Linked DNA regions of Homo sapiens: region 2 is linked to region 1. The links are chromatin contacts, found by Hi-C or POLR2A ChIA-PET in ENCODE. All regions are on one chromosome and are shown on one strand. Each heading gives the region's core, a stretch centred on a gene start or an enhancer-like site at or near the end of the contact. The rest is flanking DNA. Distances are from core to core; before and after follow the strand shown. Region 1 has its middle 7.5 kb from the start of CBX2. Region 2 has its middle 12 kb from the start of CBX4.

Region 1 (3,465 bases), core at 883-3,382:
GCCACCACAGGCTGCACTGTGCCGGGCCTTTTTTTTTTTTTTGAGCAGGGTTTTCACTCTTGTCGCCCAGGCTGGAGTGCAATGGCGCGATCTCGGCTAATTGCAACCTCCGCCTTCTGGGTTCAAGCGATTCTCCTGCTTCAACCTCCCGAATAGCTCAGATTACAGGCATGCACCGCCACACCCGGCTAATTTTGTATTTTTAGTAGAGACAGGGTTTCTCCATGTTGCTCAGCCTGGCCTCGAACTCCCGACCTCAGGTGATCCACCTGTCTCCGCCTCCCAAAGTGCTGGGATTATAGGTGTGAGCCACCACACCCAGCCATGCCAGGCCTTTTTTCTTAGCAGTATGGCCAGAAGGTCACTCTCCATCCAATGGAGAGCCTTGCTTTCTTTGCTGAACCTCTCCGCGGTATTCTGGGGTGGGATGCTGCATAGTTTATTGTTTATTTACCAGACCATGGCTGATAGATGGTGAGTTGTTTCCAGTGTTTAGCTTCTGCTGCCGTGAGTAGCATTTATTAAAAAAAAAAAGTTTCTCTATAGAAATGCTGTATTGCCCAGGCTGGAGTGCCGTGGCACGATCTTTGCTCACTGCAACCTCCACCTCCCAGGTTCCAGTGATTCTTCTGCCTCAGCCTCCCGAATATCTGGGATTACAGGCACGCGCCACCATGCCTGGCTAATTTTTATATTTTTTAGTACAGACGGGGTCTTGCCATGTTGGCCAGGCTGGTCCCGAACTCCTGAGCTCAGATGATCCACCCGCCTTGGCCTCTCAAAGTGCTGGGATTACAGGCGTGAGTCACTGCACCCAGCCATGATGCTAATTTTTTTTTTTTTTTGGAGACAGGATCTTGCTCTGTTGCCCAGGTTGGAGTGCAGTAGTGTGATCATAGCTCACCACAGCCTTGACCTCCTGGACTCATGTGATCCTCTTGCCTCAGTCTCCAAGGTAGCTGGGGTTACAAGAGGTGTGCCACGAGACCTGGCTACTATTTTTATTTTTATAGAAATTGGGGGTCTTACTGTGTTGCCCAGGCTGGTCTTGAACTCCCGGGCTCAAGAGATCCTCCTGCCTTCACCTCCCAGAGGGCTGGGGTTGCAGGTGTGAGCCACTGTGCACCGAAATGATGTTAATTTAACTCACAAGGCACAGAAGCGTTTTTGGCAGCCTCAGCTCCTATGGCCTGGCGTGTCCTCGCTGGACTCTGTGTATTTGGAAAGAATGGGCTCCTGATGCTGGCAGGGATGGCTACTGTCTTTTGAGGCACGTTTATAGGATATTCCTCCTTGAAGCTGAAACCTTGTACTTTCCATGTCCCTGCTGCATCAGCAGGAAAGGCTGCCACTGACCTCACATTCATATTTCTTTTTTTTTTATTATTATTATTATACTTTAAGTTTTAGGGTACATGTGCACAATGTGCAGGTTAGTTACATATGTATACATGTGCCATGCTGGTGTGCTGCACCCATTAACTCGTCATTTAGCATTAGGTATATCTCCTAAAGCTATCCCTCCCCATATTTCTTTTTCTTTTCTTTTTTTTTTTTTTTTTTTGAGATGGAGTCTAGCTCGGTCGCCCAGGCTGGAGTGCAGTGGTGCTAGCTCAGCTCACTGCAACCTCTGCCTCCTGGGTTCAAGTGATTCTCCTGCCTCAGCCTCCCGAGTAGCTGGGATTACAAGCGTACACCACCACGCCCAGCTAATTTTTATATTTTTAGTAATGGAGTTTCACCACGTTGGCCAGGCTGCTCTCAAACTCCTGACCTCAAGTGATCCTCCCACCTCGGCCTCCCAAAGTGCTGGGACTACAGGCATGAGCCACTGTGCCCGGCCTCACATTCATATTTCTTTGGGTTCAGTACAAGTTGCATCCTGCGGTCACTGCCTTTAGAGGCCCCTGTCCTGTGTGAATGCTGCTTATGGGGACATGTGCCCCCCAGGATGGCGAATCTCAGCCCTCTGAAGCAGGGGAAGTAAGACAAAGTAGTGAGATTGCATCCAGAGAGGAACGGGCGAGGGGAATTCAGGATTGAGGCGTGGTCATGAGTCCTTCTCACACTGCTCCTGGCAGCGCTATGAGAGGTGGTGGCACAGGACATTTGTAGGATGCCCTGGAGGAGAAGGGCGGGCAGGAACTGGGCCAGCAACGATGACAAAGCACAGTCTCCAGCCACAGGAAAGCAAAGGGAATGACAAAAGTACTAGCAGAACCCCCAGCCCAACCTAGACCACGGGGTGCTCCAGAGAAACAGCCAATAGATAGAAATATCAGCATTCAAAGAGATTTACTGAAGGCACTGGCTGATGTGATGGTGGGGTCTGGTGAGGCGAGTCCCAAACTGCAGAGCAAGCCTTCCTCAGAGGCAGCCGGGGCGACTCAGACAGGAGCTGGCGCTGCGGTCCACAGGCGGAGTTGCTTCTTTTCAATGAATTGATCAGACCCACCCAGATTATTCGGGGTAAGCTCCTTCACCTCAAGTCACAGCAGCGACTGGATTTGCGTTTGCCTGAGTACCTGGGGGCTGTGGCCTAGCCGGGGAGAACACCTTAGCCTGACGGATCATCCTTGGGCTCAGCTCCTCAGTGCTCCTGCTGGTCATGCCGGCGTCACTCACATGGCTTCGGCTTGGCTGGGGCTGGATGGCCTGGGATGGCCTTTCTTGCGTGGCTGGTGCTTGGTGCTGGTTGTTGGCGGGGCTGTCTGTCTGCAGCAGGCCAGCGTGGATCCTTTCTTCGGTGGTTCCAATGGAAGCTGGGGTCCCATGTTTGCTGACGTCCCAGGGGCCACAGCAAGTTGCATGGAAGCCATGTGAGGTAAACTCCAACCTCTTGACCAGAGGAGTAGCAAATGAGTGACCATACAGGATCTGGAAGAATTTGTGGCCACTTTGGGGGTCATTTGTACCCTCTCCAGAGGGCAAGATCAGAAAACAGTTTAGCAGCCACTGAGCCTAGCACTGCTTGGATTGTGTTAAATGAGTGGAAGATTCTTAATTTCCTAGACTTGCAGGATGGGGCACTGGCTATTCCCGTCGTGTATTTCCTCCGGCTGCCACAACAAAGTTCCATGCCCTGGGAGCCCTTCTAGGGGCTCCCAGAAGTTAATTTTCTCACAGTTCTGGAGGCTGGAAGTTTTAGATCAAGATGTGGGCAGGGTTGGTTTCTTCTCTCCTTGGCTGTAGACGGTGTCTTCTCCCTGCGTCCTCATAGGGTTGTCCCTCTGTGCACATCTGTGTCCTCATCTTATCTCTTCTTTTTTTTTTTTTTTTTTTTGAGATGGAGTCTCGCTTTGTCACCCAGGCTGGAGTGCAGTGGTGCGATCTCCGCTCACTGCAAGCTTTGCCTGCCGGGTTCACACCATTCTCCTGCCTCAGCCTCCCAAGTAGCTGGGGCTAGAGGCGCCCGCCACCATGCCCGGCTAATTTTTTTTGTATGTTTTTAGTAGAGATGGGGTT
Region 2 (3,426 bases), core at 389-2,888, 81 kb before region 1:
CACACCGTTGCACTCCAGCCTGGGCAGCAAGAGGGAAACTCCATCTCAAAAAAATAAAATAAAATAAATAAACAAATAATAAAATAGAAGATACTCTTCATTGTAAGCTCCATATACTGATGGATTCACAGAAGGTTTTTGTTGCTTTTTTGCCAAACTCTGGGATCAGTTGCCAGCCCAGGCTTGCCTTTGATAAATGAGTGTGGTTCTGACTTGAATGGCTGTGGGTATTTTCATTTAAGTTAACCAGTAAAACGAAAGTGAAACAACGAAGGAATAGGTCAAACTTCTCGTTCATAATGATGTCAGGAACTTCTTTCATAAATCAGGGAATAGTTTTTTAATACTACTTCCTCCATTCCTGTGCTCTTAGGAACATAATGGGCTGGGTGTGGTGGCTCATGCCTGTAGTCCCACCACTTTGAGAGACCGAGGCCACTGGATCACTTGAGCCCAGGAGTTTGAGACCAGCCTGGACAACACAGCAAAAACCCGTCTGTACTAAAAAATACAAAAATATTAGCCAGGCATGGAAGTGCACGCTTGTAGTCCCAGCTAATTGGGAGGCTGAGGTGGGAGGATTGCTTGAGCCCGAGAGTTGCAGATCACAGTGAGCCAAAATTTTGCCGCTGCCCTCCAGCCTGGGTGACACAGTGAGACCCTGTATAAAAAAAAAAAAGAAAAAAAGAAGAAGAAGAAGAAAAGAAGGAACAAAAGAACATAATGGCTACAAACAGGACACACTTTTTTGTTTGTTTTGTTTTGTTTTTTGAGATGGAGTCTCGCTATTGTCACCCAGGCTGGAGTGCAGTGGTGCAATCTGGGCTCACTGCAACCTCCGCCTCCTGGGTTCAAGCAATTCTCCTGCCTCAGCCTCCTGAGTAGCTGGGATTACAGGCGCCCGCTACCACGCTACCACACCCGGCTAATTTTTGTATTTGTAGTAGAGACGGGGTTTCACCATGTTGACCAGGCTGGTCTCGAACTCCTGACCTCAAGTGATCTGCCCGCCTTGGCCTCCCAAAGTGCTGGGATTGCAGGCGTGAGCCATCGTGCCCAGCCAACAGGACACACTTTTAAGTTTAATCTGCATGATTAACACTTTTTCATCACTTTCTTTTTTTTTTTTCTATCACTTTCTAAAGTATAGACAATCAACAAAAGAAAAAATCAAGTCACGATTTGTCGTGTTTACCAATTTCTGTTGAGTAAAAGCTCCAGCCATAGCTGGCTTCAAGCTACCATTAGGACAGCGCTGAAGGCAGAATTGGGCCGAGATGTGCAGCAGCAGCTGCCCCTGCGTGGCGTTTTCCACCACACACAGGGGACACAAAGAACCCGGGAACATGTGAATCTGAGGAAATCACTAGGAAGGAGTCAGTAGTGAGCATTTATTATTGTTGTTCTTTACATAATTTAATTGTAAATGCCAATCATTTAATTTGTAATCATGGCTGGGTTCAACAACGGGTTCACAAAATGTCTGAGAATGTGGCCAACGGCTCTTGCCAGCCCGTACGGGTGGACCAGCTTCATCTGGCTGTGTGAGCTCACTCGGTCCTCACACAAATCCTATTAATTCAACATTCATCTGACAGGTACGTGCTGGGCACTGTGCCAGATGCCAGGGACACGTCGGACAAGGGTGTGGACACGCCCCGACGCTTGCAGCTCTTATGTTCCAACAGGAGATGCAGGCTGGAAACACCATCAACATCCAGAGGATACTGTCTGTAAGGAGGTGAGGGTGCTATGTAAGCAGGAATAAGGAGATTGGGAGTGTTGGTGGGGACAGGGCTGGGACCGTAGTGATCAGGTGGTCAGGGCCAGCTCATTACAAAGATGACATTTGAGTAAAGACTTGAGTGAAAAAGAACCATGCAGTTATTGGAGAAAGAACATTCCAAGTGGTGGCTACAGTCAGTTCAAAGGCCCTGAGGCAACACCAAGTCAGTGTTTGAGGATTAGTGGAGGAGCCCGTGTGCCCAGAACAGAGTGTATAAGGGAGAGAGGGGTGGAAAAGAAAGCCAGGAGGTCACGGGGACACATGAGGCAGGGCCTTGGATGTCAGAGGACTTCTTAGGGTGTTGAGCCTAGAAAGTCTCCTCTCCCCTTTGCAGATGAATACACTGGTGCTCGGAGTCACGCCGGTGGCCGGCGGGAGAGCGGGGAGAAGCCTGGGTCCGTCTGGCTCTTACCACACCATGCTCCTGCTTCCACATGGCAGAGGGACAGTCAGCAGGTGTGCAGCGCCCCAGCTCCTACTTGTCTCAACAGTCCTAACTGGCCATGGCCAAGAGTTCTGTCAGGTCAGTCCCCGTGGATCTGGACCTCTGCCTGGGTGGCTCACGGGGCAAGCTGGGAGGAACAGAGACTCTACTAGGTATTAGGACCCAAGGCCCATAGAGGCTCCCACACGAAGCTGAAGACAAGGCTGTCTAGGACAAGTAGATGAGTCACATCTAGTCTGACACGCAAGTCACTGGGGTGCACCCCACTTGCAGGGGCATTCCTCCCACATGAGTAAGTTGCTCAGCTGCTGGTGACCTGGGGAGGTGCAACCTTAATGGGATGAAGAGGAAAAGGGGCTGGGTGTGGTGGCTCATGCCTATAATCCCAGCACTCTGGGAGGCCGAGGCGGGCAGATCACCTGAGGCCAGGAGTTCGAGAACAGCCTGGGCAACATGGTGAAACCCCTTCTCTACTAAAAATACAAAAAAAAAAAAATTTAGCTGGGCATGTGGTGCACGCTTGTAATCCCAGCTACTCAGAAGGCTAAGGCAGGAGAATTGCTCGAACCTGGGAGGCGGAGGTTGCAGTGAGCCAAGACTGTGCCACTGCACTCCAGCCTGAGTGACAGAGGGAGTCTCTGTCTCAAAAAAAGAAAAAAAAAAAAGGAAAAGAAAGGGTGCGTGTAGTGTAGCTGGGAGGAGGGTGACCGAGCATGCAAACACCACTACTGGGGCACCCCAGCAGGCTTGGGGACTGATGAGGCCTCAGCTCAGAAAGCCTGCTCCAGGCCCCTCCTCCTCCGCCCTCAGCCACGTGAGCCTGCTCATCCTGACTACAGCTGGACACCTGACCCTGGGGCCACCACTAGTTTCCCCCAACAGGGATGACGAGGATTAACGGGACAGCTCTCAGCCTGGGAGGACTCTGGTTGCTGGAATGAGCTGGTCTGTTGGGGGAGGGGGCACTGGAAGCCAAAGGACCCAGAGGGAAGCAGAAACGAGACAGGAGCCAAATCACAGCCACGGAAAGCCAGCAGAGACCAGTGAGCTGCCAGAGGAGGGGACAGGGCCTGTCACATGGGACCTGCACAGACCCATGGGGCCCTGAGATCAGAATGGCCCCAGGTGGGTGGCATGGTCCAACACCTTGAAATTGTTAATAATTATTAATCAAGGAGCCCCACATTTTCATTTT

Evidence for each region. A loop is a pair of places that touch in the nucleus more often than their neighbours do. ChIA-PET counts read pairs that join two places held with the same protein, here RNA polymerase II (POLR2A). Pooled maps may share reads with other maps.
Region 2: POLR2A ChIA-PET joins it to region 1 with 25 read pairs in PC-9. The contact joins two enhancer-like sites. A Hi-C loop is called at or near these places in 3 of 168 maps with a recorded cell type or tissue (ascending aorta, cardiac septum and dorsolateral prefrontal cortex) and 8 of 50 pooled maps. POLR2A ChIA-PET finds 5 or more read pairs at or near these places in 8 of 52 experiments (CD4-positive, alpha-beta T cell, H1, HEK293T and 5 more).

Annotation. Positions count from the first base shown.
Region 1 is chr17:79,768,903-79,772,367 of GRCh38, reverse strand. No RefSeq gene overlaps it. Among named protein-coding and RNA genes, the nearest start is that of CBX2, 7.5 kb to the left of the region's middle. Within about 2 kb of position 2,132, at least 2 of the 41 ENCODE cell types and tissues checked have a DNase peak (open chromatin) inside an H3K27ac peak, as active enhancers do; they include PC-9, where a contact is called at or near this core.
Region 2 is chr17:79,849,828-79,853,253 of GRCh38, reverse strand. No RefSeq gene overlaps it. Among named protein-coding and RNA genes, the nearest start is that of CBX4, 12 kb to the right of the region's middle. RefSeq lists an enhancer at 1,822-3,021. Within about 2 kb of position 1,638, at least 7 of the 41 ENCODE cell types and tissues checked have a DNase peak (open chromatin) inside an H3K27ac peak, as active enhancers do; they include PC-9, where a contact is called at or near this core.